2 separate regions of the Homo sapiens genome follow, and region 2 is linked to region 1. Evidence: read pairs that join two places in POLR2A ChIA-PET (ENCODE). Cell type or tissue: PC-3. All regions are shown on one strand.

Region 1 (8,000 bases):
TTGGGTTGTTTCCTGGTTGTGGCTATTGAAAATAAAGCTGCTGTGAATGTTCATGGACAAGTCTTTATTTTTGAAGGAGATTTTCCTGTGGTATAGAATTCTAGAGTGGTAGTATTTTCTTTCAGCAGTTCATATCTTCAAGGATGTGATTCTGTTGTCTTCTGGTTTCTACCATTTCTGTTGAAAAGTCAGCTGTCGATCCCTATTTTGAATGTTGTGTGTCTCTCTCCTTGGCCCCCAGCTGATTTTACAGATTTTTCCCTTGGTTTTCAGCAGGGTTTTTGTTTTGTTTTGTTTTGTTCTGTTTTTGAGACAGGGTCTCACTCCATCACCTAGGCTGAAGTGCAGTGGCACAGTCACTGCTCATTGCAGCCTTGACCTCTTAGGCTCAAGTGATTTTCCCACCTCAGCCTCCCAGGTGGCACCATCACACCTGGCTAATTTTTTTTTTTTTTAGAGATGGGGTCTCGCTGTGTTGCCCAGGCTGGTCCCAAACTCCTGGGTTCAAGTGACCTTCCCACCTCAGTCTCCCAAGGTGCAGGGATTATAGGCATGAGCCACTGCTGCACCAGCCCCAGCAGCTTTTCAATGATGTGTCTATGTGGAAGTGGGTATGTTGTTGATTTTTGTAAAGCTTATCCTTTAGGATTTCTTGAACCTGAGATGTTATATCTCTTCTCAGTTTTGGAAAATTCTCAGCCATTACCTCTTTACACATTTCTTCTGCCACATTCTTTCTTTATTCTTCTTCTGGGGCTCCAATTACATATACGTTAGACCTTTTCTGGTCTTGTCCCACTGGTCTTTTATTTTCTTTTATGTATTTTCTATCCTTTCATCTGTTTCTGCTTCAGTCTGAATGTTTTCTACTATAATTTGTCTTCCTTTCCTGCTGACTAGTTCTTTCTTTGGCTATATCTAAATTTTTGTTAAACTGTCTATTAAGCATTTTAAATCATTTTTTCAGGTCTAGAATTTCCATTTGATTCTTTTTTAAGTAGAGCTATCTGCTGAGATTCCCCATCTTGTCCTCTACTTCCTGCATGTTAATCCTGTGATTGTCTAATAACCCCAATGCTCGGATCTCCTGTGGCTTCTTTCTGCTGATTGCTTTTTCCCCTTGGTTTTCAGTCATTTGGATGGGTCTTTTTTCTTTTCTTTTCTTTTCTTTTTTTTGAGATGGGGGTCTTGCTCTGTTGCCCAGGCTGGTCTTGAACTCCTGGCCTCAAGCGATCCTCCTGCAAAGTTCTGGGATTCCAGGCATACACCACAGCGCCTGGCCTGGATGTATCTCTTTAATATGCCTGGCTATTTTTTACTGAATGCCTGATGTTGTGTTTTTTAAAGTGTAGAAATAAATTTGAGGCTTGAGATGACTTCGTCCAAAGAAGACTGACTTCTGCTCCTTAAAGGCACTTAGCAGAGTGGTCAGCTTAATCTAATCAGAGCTTGAGGTCGTTTGAGGCTGATTTTCAGGCTTTGTGAAGTCTGCCTCATGCACTTGCTTTTGCCAGTTCCTTACCCTACCCAGGCTTTTGTGCTGTTCTGATATGAATTCTCAAACACTGGCATTAGTAGTTTACACCCCTGTGGTATGTAACATTCATAAAATGTTCAGAAAATGATAGGTAAGGAATAGGCGTGGAGACGGGGTGGAAATGGCAGAAATGGAACTTAAAAAGCTTTTTTCCAGCCTGTCCCTCAGTGCTGTCTCCTGCAGCCCTTCTCCCCAGGCTGTAGCCACCCACCTCCCATGCACATTTCAAACACATACCCCATGGCTCCCCAGGAAGAGCTTGCTTTGTTGTTCTTGCTGTGGCTGTTTGGTTTCTGTATTTAAAACTTTCCGTCACTTCCATAGTTTCTGCAGGGTTGGTTTTTGGGAAGGGAGCCAGCAGCCCATGCTATTCACCATCTTGGCAGGAATTAGAATCCCCTTCCAATATCTTGCATTCATTCCAAGATATTGTGTGGCCCTGTCAAATTTAGAAATGTATACGCAGCAGTCTTTATCTAAAAGGATACAGAATAAAGGTTATTGGTGAATACTGGTTTACTTTTGCTTGTTCCAATTTATTTTATTATTATTATTGTTATTATTTTAAATTGACCACTATCAGAAAAGCTTGTTATAGCCAGGCGCAGTGGCCCACACCTGTAATCCCAGCACTTTGGGAGGCTGAGGCAGGTGGATCGCTTGAGGTAGGGTTCAAAACCAGCCTGGCCAACATGGTGAAACCCCATCTCTACTAAAAATATAAAAATTAGCTGGGTGTGGGGGCACATGCTGGTAGTCCCAACTACTCAGGAGGCTGAGGCAGGAGAATTACTTGAACCCAGGAGATAGAGGCTGCAGTGAGCTGAGATGGCGCCACTGCACTCCAGCCTAGGCGACAGAGCAAGACTCTGGCTCAAAAAAAAAAAAAGAAAAGCTTATTCTAATTTATAGATGATGAATTATAATAGATCAAACTGGAAAGGGAACACATTTGACACTGTTTATTTTAATCACCAGTATTTAAATGATATTCCTATTTTTTTTTACGAAATGCGGTATCTTTTCTGTTTTATATTCCTACTCATTTGTTTTAATTAAAATTATTATTTAATTTTAACATTCAGCTTAACCAGAAACAGAAAATTTATCATTAATGTATTTTCATACTTTATATTTCAGAACTACGTTACTTTTAACCCAACAAATAATAAAGAATTGGTGAGCAATAGTAAAACACGGGCAATATATTATGCATGGGTAAGCAGAAATATTTTGATTTGTTTTAAATGTGGGTAGAAGTATGTGTTCATTCTTTGAGTACAAATGTTTCAGTAATGTAACAATATAGTATCTCTACTTAGGAAGCAATGAATATATATTAAAATGTTTTTATTTAACTGTAGTATTTAGTCCTATTAGAAATTAGCATATTAAATCAAAAGCAAATAATCCAATTTTATTTATTAAATTTTATTGAAGTAATGAGGCAAATGTTTATTTGAATTTATTTAACAAGACTAAAATACAAGTTTTATGGTTTTTTTGGAGATGAGGTCTCACTATGTTGCCCAGGCTGGCCTCAAATTCCTGGGCTCAAGTGATCTTCCCGCTTAATCCTCTCAAGTAGCTGGGATTAGAGGGGTGAGCCGGCCACACCTGGCTCTAAAATACAGCAGGTTTTTTTTTTTTTTTTTTTTGAGACCTTGGTCTTTTTTCCCTTTTAGAAAGGAATTAGCAAACAGATTAGTGATACATATACTGACACAGGGCAAAATCATGAGAATAAAAAACATTGAGGCTGAGCACAGTGGCTCATGACTGTACTTCCAGCACCATGGGAGGCCAAGGCAGGAGGATCACTTGAGGCCAGGAGTTTAAGACTAGCCTGAGCAACATAACAAGACCTCATCTCTACAAAAAATTATTTAAAAAAATTTAACAGTGCATGGTGATGCATGCCTGTAGTCCCAGCTGCTCAGAAGGCTGAGGCTGGAGGATTGCTTGAGCCCAGGAGTTTGAGACTGCAATGAGCTGTGATGGTGATGGTGCCACTGCACTATAGCCTGGGCAACAGAGTGAGACTCTGTCTCAACAAAACAAAACACAACAAAACAAAAAACGTTTCAAGTTAAACATGGAATAGCTATGTGACTCAGCAATTCCAAGGTAAGATGTAAAAGAATTGAAAAGAAGCATTCAAACAAATACTTCTACACAAATGTTCACAGCAGCAGCAGCAGCACTATTTGTAATAACCAAAAGGTAGAAACAAGCCAAGTGTTCATCAACTGATGAGTAGGTAAACAAAATGTGGTCTATCCATACAATGGAATGTTATTGTATGAAGTGCTGATACATGCTGTGACATGGATCAGCCTTGAAAGTATGATGCTAAATGAAAGACACCAGACACGAAAGTCACGTGTTGTATGATGCCATTTCTATGGAATGTCCAGCATAGGCAAGTCCACAGATACAGAGTAAACTGGTGGTTTTCAAGGCCTGGAGAGAGACGGAGTGGCTGCTTAATAGGTAGGAGATTTCCTTTTGGGGTTATGAAAATGTCTTGGATCTAGATGGTTGCTCAGCATTGTGAATGTATGAAACACCGCTGAATTGCACACTTTAACATGGTTATGATTAATTTTATGTTAAGTGGATTTTACCTCAATAAAAAATTGTAGAACAAAACCAAAACACATTGAGTCACTGATTGTGAGTGATAGTCATTATTTAAGATATTTATTATAGCTTTATTTTATTTTATTTTTGAGATGGGGTCTCACTCTGTCATCCAGGCTGCAGTGCAGTGGTGCGATCTCAGCTCACTGCAACCTCTGCCTCTCAGGTTCAAGCAATTCTCCTGCCTCAGCTTCCTGGGTAGCTGGGATTACAGGAACCTGCCACCACACCTGGCTAATTTTTGTATTTTTAGTAGAGACGGGGTTTCTCCATGTTGGCCAGGCTTGTCTCAAACTCCTAACCTCAAGTGATCTGCCCGCCTCAGCCTCCCAAAGTGCTGAGATTATAGGCGTGAGCCACCGTGCCCAGCCGATTGTGACTTTACATAGTACTTAATGCAAATTCGAATTCTCTATTAATAAGCCTTTAAAACTTTAATAAATACCTTAAGGTCGGCCGCAGTGGCTCACGCCTGTAATCCCAACACTTTGGGAGGCTGAGGTGGGCGGATCACCTGAGGTCAGGAGTTCGAGACCAGCCTGGCCAACATGGCAAAACCCCATCTCTACTAAAAAAAAAAAAAAATTAGCTGGGCATGGTAGTGCGCTCCTGTAATCCCAGCTACTCAGGAGGCTGAGGCAGGAGAATTGCTTGAACCCAGGAGGCGGAGTTTGCCGTGAGCTGAGATCGCGCCACTGCACTCCAGGCTGGGCGATAGATGTGTTTCTGCTTGAAGACACCTTATTTAATATAGAACTCCATCTCAAGAAAAAAAAAGTCATAATCATTTGTGGCATTTTTTATATTTTTTATGTATTTGCTTTTCTTTCAGAATGTTTTTAGATATTTCCCAAGACAGCAAGTTCTCTTACCTGTAGAAACTGCAAATTTCTGACCTTGTTTAGATGTATTTGTTTTGCTTTTATTATTAATGCCGTTCTTCCTTTGGAAACTGGGTCTTTTTGAGTAGTGATTATTTTTTCCTCTTATCAGTATGAAGAGAGGGATACACTGGCTCACAGTGCCCCACTTTTAACTGAAAAAGTGAGTATGCCTATTGCATTTTTGTCCATCAGATTTTGTGGAGAATAAATATTTATGTGCAAGCTTAGCTGCTTCGGGCTACTCTTTGTACATCTTGATATTAAGCTACTGGGAAATAATTTGAAAAATTTTACTTGGGTCCTGTATACATATTGAATTGTCAGTTGAAAATCATGTAAGTATTGTTAAAAATAATTTTTTTTTTTGAGACGGAGTCTTGCTCTGTCGCCCAGGCTGGCGTGCAGTGGCGTGATCTTGGCTCACTGCAAGCTCTGCCTCCCGGGTTCACGCCATTCTTCTGCCTCAGCCTCCCGAGTAGCTGGGACTACAGGCGCCTGCCACCACGCCCGGCTAATTTTTTGTATTTTTTTTTAGTAGAGACGGGGTTTCACTGTGTTAGCCAGGATGGTCTTGATCTCCTGACCTTATGATCCACCTACCTCAGCCTCCCAAAGTGCTGGGATTACAGGCGTGAGCCACTGCACCTGGCCCTAATAAAATGTTATACAAAGAGTTATTGCTGTGAGAAAATATAAAAACGTGATGGCTTTTAGAATGTGTATGTGCATATTGACAAGGAATGAAAGTTGTGGGGGTGCAGTGGCTCTCATCTGTAATCCCAACACTTTGGGAGACTGAGGTGAGAGGATCACTTGAGCTCAGGAGTTTGAGACCAGCCTGGGCAACACAGGCTAGACTTCGTTTCTACTAAAAAAAAAAAAAAAAAAAAAAAAAAAAAAATTGCCAGCCAGGGTGGTATGAGTCTGTGGTCCCAGCTACTCGGGAGGCTGAGGTGGGAGGATCACTTGAGCCCAGGTGGTCAAGGCTACAGTGAGCTGTGTTTGTGCCACTGCATTCCAGCCTGGGCAACAGAACAAGACCCTGTATATAAAAAAAAAAAAAATGAATGAAACAGTGTAAGTAAAGTCGTTGAACATGAGTGGATCCCTTATAAAGCTGCTCAGTTTCAGAATAATACATGATATTAGGTATTTAGATGTTTGAGAGCCAATAAGAGGGAGGTGAACCAGATGTTGAGAAAACATTTTATCTTGCCTGCTTGCCGCAAGCTCTTGTGTCTGAGGTGGAACTTGAGTCGTCTCCTGTAGCATTTTCTGCATTTGCTGCCCATGTAACCTGCTCTCAGGGAGCACCTGATGATGAGTTTTCTGCATACTTGCTTCTCTCTCGGTATGATTTGTAGAAATTTATTTAAGAGGGCATGCCAAAAGACAAAAACAAAAAATAAAAAGTTGAGATGGATGGGCACAATGAGATTATTCTGTCTGCAGACTTGTTTTTCATAAATGAAAGTACTAAAAAATACCATCAGTTCTCATTATTGTTGGTAGTTATGTTATATAAAGTCTCTGTAAACACCAAATTAGCAGATACTTAACTATTGCTCTTAAGGGAAATATAGGGGTAGGTTTCTGTGAGCCTCTGGTCACATTTTCACCAATTGATCAATACATAAGCTTGTTTTATGTGTATTTCTATTTAAAGACACTTTATTTAATATATAACATTGATTCATTAACATTGAACTCATGGCCAACAGCACTATAACTCATGACTTGAACAAAACTCATCTAACCTACATATTTTCTCCATAAAGCACATCACAGCATTCTTTTGCTTAGGAACACTAGCCAGCACTTCAGCACTATGTTTCAGGGTCAATTTAAATACTAAAATCACCAAGAAAAATGCAAACAACCAAAAATGCAAACAACATGGCACTAAATAGACCATGAAAAGGACACTTGTTTATAGTCAGAGCTGAGACAAGAAGGCGGAGCATTGCCCTGCCTGCCCTCAACTGGAAATGTGCATGTTGAGTGAGTAAAATTATTTGTCACACTGCACATGCACTTCTGCAAATGACCGTGAGAGTGCTGCAAGTATTGATTTTGGGATTACAAATCAATTCTTAAAGTAGGTAAATTCGCAAATACAGAATCCACAAATAATGAGCCATTTGAAATGATAAAAATGTATTGAAACAGTGCTGCTCTTAGAAAGAACTTGGTGCTCTTGTTTGACTAATCATTATTTTACTATTCCTCTTGTGTTCAAGTCAGAAGAGGTAAACCTTAGGATCTTCTCTGTATTATTAGAGAATCGGGCAGCATAGAGAATAGGGCATTTCTATGTACAGTGCTTAAATATTTTCTACTGATGGGAAAATACCTTATGATAAAAGGAGGCTGGGATAATTATTTTATGCTATTTTATAACCAGAGCATGCTTTGACTCACAACAGGCATTAGTTTCTTCACCAGTCTCTGAAACCTCCATAAGAGAAGTTTAACAGGTATAAACAGTGATTAACCACTCTCTCGTTTGCTTTAAACAAACAATGTAATTGAACAGAGTACATAACCCTTCACTTGCTCTTAGCAAACTTCCAGAGGTTCAGAACTGCCTGGACCATGGCAATTCATGGGAGACGGTTTTAGTGATTGTTTTCTTTTTCTTTCTCTTTTTCTCACTATATTTCAGCATAGCATTATAAAATATCGTATTGATAAATGCTTTGTTTTATATTTATTACCAACAGTAACTATAACCTTTCTTTTGAAACAGACCTTCAACAAGCTTGTGGGAAAGTTTAGCCAGTCCATCTTTCACTTGAATTTAACACAAATACTCTCAGCCACAATGGAAGGGAAGCTGGTTGTCTGGGACATACACCGCCCACCCTCATCTGCCTCCACCTTTTTGGGCTTTCCCTATATCAAGCCTTGTAAATTGGTTCATTTGCAGAAAGAGG
Region 2 (8,000 bases), 250 kb after region 1:
AAGCATCTCGTTTTGTGGTTCTTTCTCTCAGGATTCAAAGAAGATTAAGAAAGTTGCCAAAAAAGGTGAGTGCCGATGGTGGTGACCAAAGGCAGGGATTGTCAGGAGGACCTGCTGAGGGCCAGCCCTGGGGGAGGCCAAAGGAACCAAAGGGTGGGGAATGGTAGCTTCTGGCCTGGGGAGAGGCCACATCCCCCCTTAGATCCAGTGTTATTATTTCTTCTCTGCAGCCCTCAGACCACAGGGCCTGTGTGGGTGGTGACCAGGGTGGGGAAGGCACCTGTGGTAGAGCCATAGCGGGGCAAGAGCTTGGAGCTGGGGCTGCCTGGGGCTCATCTGGTTCCGAGGTGTCTGCCTCCAGCTTCAGGCCATCGGCCCTTATTTGCTGTAAGAGGGGCCTGGGCTTGTCCTGTGGGGAGCTGGAGAAGCATCTGAAATGGGTGCGTCTCAGGTTTGAGGTTCAGAAAGAACAACCAACTGGGAGGGAGAGAAAGGAGACAGGGAGTGCCGTGGGAGGTGGCTGCAAAAAGCATGAGGCCCGATCATAGCAGAGCAACCCATCATACTGAAGCCGAAAAGTGGAAACAGGCCCAACATGGTGGCTCACGCCTGTAATCCCAGCACTTTGGCGTGCGGATCACCTGAGGTGAGGAGTTCGAGACCAGCCTAGCCAACATGGTGAAACCCCGTCTCTACTGAAAACACAAAAATTAGCCAGGTGCGGTGGTGGGTGCCTGTAATCCCAGCTACTCAGGAGACTGAGGCAGGAGAGTCGCTTGAACCTGGAAGGCAGAGGTGGCAGTGAGCTGAGATCGCGCCATTTCACGCCAGCCTGAAGAAGTAAACGTTGGAGGGCATATGCTGCTGGACTTCAAAACCCATGCCTATATGAACATGTGATTTGTGATACTTATCTGTGGGTTAAGATGGCCTTAAAAAGGTTTTTTTTTTTTTAATCTCTTTAATGTTTGGCTTAATTGAAGACAGCTGGATTCTTACAGCTACTTCTGCAGTCAACTGCTTGCAATATGTTGCTGTAATTGACGTGCACAAAGAAAATCCAACCTCAGGCCCATAATTGGAAAAGAGGGAGTATTTTAATAGACCTTAAAATAATATAATTTCTTTAATATTACACCAAATTTGACAAGTGGTAATTTCTTAAAGGTTGTTACAATGTGAAAACAATCTATATTGAATTTTTCATAATCAGATTAAAATTCATTAATCTAGTTTGCATTTTGAACGGATATTTTACCATGCAGTTTGTAACATGCATGAGTTACTTGTAAACTACAGGTTAACAGACTTATGCAGATATTCCAACAGTTGACACCTGTCACTATACATTTTCCAAAGATCACGTTCTTTACTATCACCACCCACATCATTAGAAAGGTCTTTGCGTATTGGAAAATTGGTAAATTCATGGTGGCAGATACAATGTTGTCTCATTTTTAGGGCAAATGTTATACATTTATTGAAATGCTTTCAGTTGTTTCCCCTGAAGTGCTATAATTACTTCATTTTTAAGAAAATATCTGCAGCTGGGCTCGGTAGTGTACGCCTGTGATCCTAGCACGTTGGGAGGCCTAGGCAGGCGGATCACTTGAGGTCAGGAGTTCGAGACCAGGCTGGCCAACATGGTGAAACCCCGTCTCTACTAAAACTACAAAAAATAGCCGGTCGTGGTGACAGGCGCCTGTAATCCCAGCTACTTGGAGGCTGACGCAGGAGAATCGCTTGAACCTGGGAGGCGGAGGTTGCAGTGAGCCGGGATCATGCCACCGCACTCCAGCCTGGGCGACGGAGCACGACACTGTCTCAAAGCAAAAAGCAGCCAGTCTTGCAACTCAAACAGCTGCGATTTATTAAATGATCTAATTAAATACAATTTAATTTTATTTCTTATTACTGTTAACACCCGAGGACCAAAACTGTGCTCCCGCTGGGACAGGGTCCAGGGCTTGCATATGGGATGGGTCAGGGCGGCCGAGAACGCCAGCCCATCCGTCTCCCGGGGCTCATGCTCGCACTTAAATTTTCTCAGAAAAGCCGAAAGCCGTGATTCCGATCTACGAAGGCGATTACCACCCTGAGCCCCTGACCGTAGAGGTGCAGATCCAGCTGAACCAGTGCCGCTCGGCGGAGGAGGCTCTGCGCATGTTCGCCGTGTAGGGCGTGGGCAGTAAAGGCTGTTCCCAGCACTCCCGCCTCCGCTTCTGTCCCGCCGCACGCGTCGGGGGGCGGGTGTGGCGCCGGCGTCCTGGGGAGGAGGAGCAGCCTCTGCCCGACCCGGCTCGTGCGGACCCCAGGACCGGGCGCGGGACGCGTGCGTCCAGCCTCCGGCGCTGCGGAGACCCGCGGCTGGGTCCGGGGAGGCCCCAAACCCGCCCCCGCCAGAACCCCGCCCCAAATTCCCACCTCCTCCAGAAGCCCCGCCCACTCCCGAGCCCCGAGAGCTCCGCGCACCTGGGCGCCATCCGCCCTGGCTCCGCTGCACGAGCTCCACGCCCGTACCCCGGCGTCACGCTCAGGTAGGTTGGGGGCCGGGACGCCGCTGCTGTGAGGGAGGCTGGGTCACCGTGCAGGGAGGGGCGTCGCCAGGGCGGCCGTGCCTTTGCACCCCGCGGCCCGCTCCCCGGTCCCCCAGGGTCCCCGCGAGGACGCCGGCCCCGCCCGGGTGCGGCGCGAGTCTGGCCTCGGCGGGCACGGCTCGGGGCCCACGGGCCGCTCGGCTTCGGTTCTCCAGGCTGGGGACAGAGGCTGGAGCCGGGCGCGGTAGACCCCGCCAGCCTGGGCCGCCCGCGCCCGACGCGCAGCGCTGCTGCCAACCCCGGCCCGGGGGTCCCCGCAGAGTGGGTCTCTGCTGCCGTCAGCCCTTCGGAGACTGTCGCGTTGAAAGAATGAACCAGAGTTCGCCCCCTGCCCGCGCCAGGGCGTTTTGGGTCACCGAGTCCTGTGGGGATCCGAGGCGGCTGCCGCCCAAGGCCGAGCGCAGCCTCAGGACCCGCGCCCCACCAGACGGGGTCGTGCGCTCCGCGGCGGGTGGAGAGCCGGGCTCTGGGGTCTCCGCGGCTCGGAGGGCGGCGGGGCGAGGCCGTGCGGCCAGCGCCTGGGGACGCCCGCGGCGGGACAGGGGCCACCCGGGCCGCGGCGCAGCCTGGGCTGAAACCTCCTGGGACGGAACCAAGCCACCTGCTGTGCGCCCTTCTCGGTGAATGGCACCGCCGCCCGCCCGGGCCTCTCGTCCACAGCCCGCGGTGCTCGCACACCTGAGACTCATCTCGCTTCGACCCCGCCGCCGCCGCCGCCCGGCATCCTGAGCACGGAGACAGTCTCCAGCTGCCGTTCATGCTTCCTCCCCAGCCTTCCGCAGCCCACCAGGGAAGGGGCGGTAGGAGTGGCCTTTTACCAAAGGTCAGATTCTTTCACCGCCTCTGCCAGACCCCCTTGTCCCCCACCCCCGCATAGATCTCCAGGGGGCTCAGAAAACTCTGGCCGGTGGCTCACGCCTGTAGTCCCAACGCTTTGGGAGGCCAAGGCGGGAGGATCGCTTGAGGCCAGGAGTTCCAGACCAGCCCAGGCAACAAAAGATACCACATCTCTACAAAAAATAAATTAGCCGGGCCCTGCACGCCTGTAGTCCCAGCTACTGGGGAGGCCGAGGCCGGAGGATCGCTTGAACCCAGGAGTTCCAGGCTGCAGTGAGCTATAATTGTGCCACTGCACTAGAGTCTGGGTGACAGAGACACTGTCTCAAAAAAAACCAACAAAACCCTTAGCTCTTTCACTAGCCGGGCTGGCCTCTTCCTACTGTAAACCTGCTGGGCCCCCGTCTCCCTTCTTTCTCCCCTCTCTCCTGCCCTGGAGCTGCCTGACTCTGCCCACGGCCTGCAGAGACCCCAGGTCTTCACGCAAGGTGCCATTCCTCACTCAGTTCTTGCTCAAACGTCCCTCCATCAAGGAGGGCTTTTTAGCTACCCTTGGCTATGGGATCCGTCCTCCGCGTCAGCCAATTCTCTGCATTAGACTGTAACTTCTCAACATACCTGGTTCCTATGCGTTTTGTGCTCCCCTCTGAGAGGGCAGCGACCCTGTCTTGCTTGCCACTGCATCCCTAGCACCTAGCAGTTGCTTTTCTGGTGACGGCGGCTGTGGCAGTGGCCAATGCGGCAGACTGGTCAGAAGTGAAGGGACAGGATGACTTGGCAGTGGAGGTCAAGGGGAGGGGACTGGGGCAGAGGGAGACACCAGAGGGACAAAAATGAGAAACTGAAGACAGGCTTTGCTACGTGGAGCTCGGGCAGGCCACACTGGTGGATTCTGTCTCCTCATCCTTCTTTTCAGGTCCCTGGGAGAAATCAGCACTTAGAACGTGGTGGGAAGGCGGGGCGGGGTGCCTCGGAAGCCATCCCTGATACAAGTCCCCAGCTTTCCTGCTTCCCCTCTTGTGGTGTGTGGCTTTGTCTCCCTCCCTCCCTCCTGGAAGCCCCGACCTCTGAGGCAGGTGTAAAGGGTGTGTGCTTTGGTGGCCACGGCCACCCTGTGGTGCTGGTTCTCCTCCGAGGGAAGCAGTGCACTCCTGGTCATCTTGGAGACGCCCAACACAGGACCCCACAGGCACCAAGCTTTTTTTGGGAAATGGTTTCACTTCCCACTTGAAAAGCCCTGAATGTCAGTTCCACACTTAGTGAATTTGATCCAAGCTAAACTGAGTCTGTGCCTAAAACTCATCAGGTGCTCGAGTTTCCTGGAAGAATGGCTGGGAACGTTTATGGTGTCAGCTGTAAAGTGGCTGCAAGTCCTTTTGGGAAAAACAGACCCAGGAGTCCTCAGATGATGGCAGAGGAGGGCAAGGGCTGGCAAAGCAGCTGTGCTTAGCCCATCCTCAGGGGAGGGAGGACTCTGGAAAGAGCCTGAGGATACGCTGAGAATAAAAAGTCCAGAGGCCAGCAGGGACTTAGCGGCTGGGGTGCAGGTTAACTCCTGCCCAACTCTTGGGGACAGGGACCCGGGGCTGGGCCCTGCTCAGGTGGCTCTCTCCTTGCAGGGACCGGCGATGCTCTGCAGGCTGTGCTGGCTGGTCTCGTACAGCTTGGCTGTGCTGTTGCTCGGCTGCCTGCTCTTCCTGAGGAAGGCGGCCAAGCCCGCAGGAGACCCCACGGCCCACCAGCCTTTCTGGGCTCCCCCAACACCCCGTCACAGCCGGTGTCCACCCAACCACACAGTGTCTAGCGCCTCTCTGTCCCTGCCTAGCCGTCACCGTCTCTTCTTGACCTATCGTCACTGCCGAAATTTCTCTATCTTGCTGGAGCCTTCAGGCTGTTCCAAGGATACCTTCTTGCTCCTGGCCATCAAGTCACAGCCTGGTCACGTGGAGCGACGTGCGGCTATCCGCAGCACGTGGGGCAGGGTGGGGGGATGGGCTAGGGGCCGGCAGCTGAAGCTGGTGTTCCTCCTAGGGGTGGCAGGATCCGCTCCCCCAGCCCAGCTGCTGGCCTATGAGAGTAGGGAGTTTGATGACATCCTCCAGTGGGACTTCACTGAGGACTTCTTCAACCTGACGCTCAAGGAGCTGCACCTGCAGCGCTGGGTGGTGGCTGCCTGCCCCCAGGCCCATTTCATGCTAAAGGGAGATGACGATGTCTTTGTCCACGTCCCCAACGTGTTAGAGTTCCTGGATGGCTGGGACCCAGCCCAGGACCTCCTGGTGGGAGATGTCATCCGCCAAGCCCTGCCCAACAGGAACACTAAGGTCAAATACTTCATCCCACCCTCAATGTACAGGGCCACCCACTACCCACCCTATGCTGGTGGGGGAGGATATGTCATGTCCAGAGCCACAGTGCGGCGCCTCCAGGCTATCATGGAAGATGCTGAACTCTTCCCCATTGATGATGTCTTTGTGGGTATGTGCCTGAGGCGGCTGGGGCTGAGCCCTATGCACCATGCTGGCTTCAAGACATTTGGAATCCGGCGGCCCCTGGACCCCTTAGACCCCTGCCTGTATAGGGGGCTCCTGCTGGTTCACCGCCTCAGCCCCCTCGAGATGTGGACCATGTGGGCACTGGTGACAGATGAGGGGCTCAAGTGTGCAGCTGGCCCCATACCCCAGCGCTGAAGGGTGGGTTGGGCAACAGCCTGAGAGTGGACTCAGTGTTGATTCTCTATCGTGATGCGAAATTGATGCCTGCTGCTCTACAGAAAATGCCAACTTGGTTTTTTAACTCCTCTCACCCTGTTAGCTCTGATTAAAAACACTGCAACCCAGCTAACTTGTCCAGCATATGTTGAATGGGAGCCAAAGTGTAGCAAATGCTGCCAGGAACCTGTCGGGGCATTCCGGGCGCTGCCTGGGGCGCTGCAGTCTGGGACCTCAAGGAAGGAGGCTGCATAGGACCCCAGGAGAGACGCATTTTCTCTTTCAGATGCAAACAAAATCTTACACTCTTCTCCTTTGGATACAATAGAGAAACGGAAAGAAAGGAAGGAACAAGAGGCCTGTGTTAAGTCCTGTTGATGTTAAGTCCTGTTGAGAGCACCAGGTAAACACTCTGCACCCCTTCTCTTAGTAGTAATAGGTTTTTCACTCCTTGGCCTCAGCTGTCCTCACAGGACAGTGGGGGCAGATCAGAGAACACATCAGAAATACATACAAAGAAATCGTACAAACTGGACAGGTTCCCCTCCCCCTGCCACAACTGGCATCCCAACAGAGGGAACAAGTACTAAATCATTTTTGACGACGTAAATAAGACTGAAAACAGGTTAAACAGTTGCTGAACTTAAGGGCATGACAAAAAGGACTCCTCTCTCTGACCCAGGTAGGCAAAATGCTTTGGGTGTGAGGTAAAAAAAATGGGTAAGAGCAGCTGTACAGAGTGGGGTGAAATGTTAAACAGGGTGCAGTGCCCAAGGGCTAAGAACCAGGTCCAGCGCAAGCCTGAGACCACAGGAGGCACTCACAGCTCACAAAGGCGTCTCGCCTGATTGGCCAGGGCAGGATCTGCCGCCTCTTCTCGGTGCACAGACAGTCATGCCAACCCTGGGCAGGGTGGCATCTGCCCCTGCTTTCCCCACTGAGTGGGGAGACAGGGCAGTGTGCTCAGGCCCTCAATCCTCACGCAGGTAGGCCTCCTGCTCCGACTCAGCCCGCTCCTCCCCTTCCTCCTGTGTTTTCTGACGGAGCTCTTCTATCTGTGCTTCTGCCAGCTTGGTTTCTGCTTTCCGGGAGAGCTGGTGCACCTCTTCCACCTGCAGTTTCACCAGCTGAATGTGATTCCTGGCGGTTATAGAGGCCTGATCTGCGCCTGCCAAAAGATGGGACAATCGGGTTGAGCAGCCGTGCAGGGCGCGGAAGGCTCATGTGGACGTTGGCCTGGGGGTGCTGTGGCTGTCATCTGAACCCCTCTTGGGGTCACTTTCCTTGACCTCCCTGTCTTCTCTCTCTGCAAAGAAACTTCCACCTCTATGTTCAGGTCTGGATTTAACTGACACTCTGTCAAAAACAGCATTTTTCTTCAGCTGTCAGCGGCCAACATCACAATTATTAAATGCAACTCTCACAATCATCTTTATAGCTACAGAGCTTTTAGTACAGACCTTTGATTAATTTTTTTAACTACACATCTTCCATTTCTTTTTGACAAAGAGATCATGAATAAAATTGTCAAAGATCCCTTTCATCACCTTGACTAATCTTTAAAGGTAAAGGAATGCATAGAAAAATATTTTTTTACTATAAATTTATGTAACAGCATAAAAGGTATTAAATATGTTTTATAATTTTTTCACTTAAACATGTTTTGAAGGCCGGGCGCAGTGGCTCACGCCTCTAATCTCAGAACTTTGGGAAGCCAAGGCAGGCAGATCACCTGAGGGTCAGAAGTTCGAGACCAGCCTGGCTAACATGGTGAACCCGTCTCTACCAAAAATACAAAAAAAAATTAGCCAGGCATGGTGGCGCATGCCTGTAATCCCAGCTACTTGGGAGGCTG

What was found. ChIA-PET counts read pairs that join two places held together with the same protein. Peaks named below come from ENCODE experiments on the same cell type or tissue, not always from the same donor. Only the 100,000 strongest peaks of a DNase experiment are listed, where the experiment ranks them.
Region 2: POLR2A ChIA-PET joins it to region 1 with 5 read pairs; 3 of 35 experiments call an interaction of 5 or more read pairs at or near these places.

The regions. Positions count from the first base shown.
Region 1 is chr12:121,946,307-121,954,306 of GRCh38, forward strand. CFAP251 (cilia and flagella associated protein 251) reads left to right here. Exons shown (of 22, transcript NM_144668.6): 8 at 2,678-2,755; 9 at 5,174-5,224; 10 at 7,814-8,000. Among named protein-coding and RNA genes, the nearest start is that of CFAP251, 32 kb to the left of the region's middle. In PC-3, no CTCF peak of the experiment used is centred here; a DNase peak (open chromatin) is centred at 3,915.
Region 2 is chr12:122,201,265-122,209,264 of GRCh38, forward strand. LRRC43 (leucine rich repeat containing 43) reads left to right here. Exons shown (of 12, transcript NM_001098519.2): 11 at 32-65; 12 at 2,051-2,207. The coding sequence ends at 2,178. It overlaps B3GNT4 (UDP-GlcNAc:betaGal beta-1,3-N-acetylglucosaminyltransferase 4), which reads left to right and starts at 2,445. Exons shown (of 3, transcript NM_030765.4): 1 at 2,445-2,537; 2 at 3,258-3,420; 3 at 5,054-7,688. The coding sequence starts at 3,355. The coding sequence ends at 6,124. It overlaps DIABLO (diablo IAP-binding mitochondrial protein), which reads right to left. Exons shown (of 6, transcript NM_001371333.1): 6 at 6,404-7,313. The coding sequence ends at 7,117. RefSeq lists a silencer at 2,130-2,759. In PC-3, no CTCF peak of the experiment used is centred here; no DNase peak of the experiment used is centred here; H3K4me3 peaks cover 2,158 bases.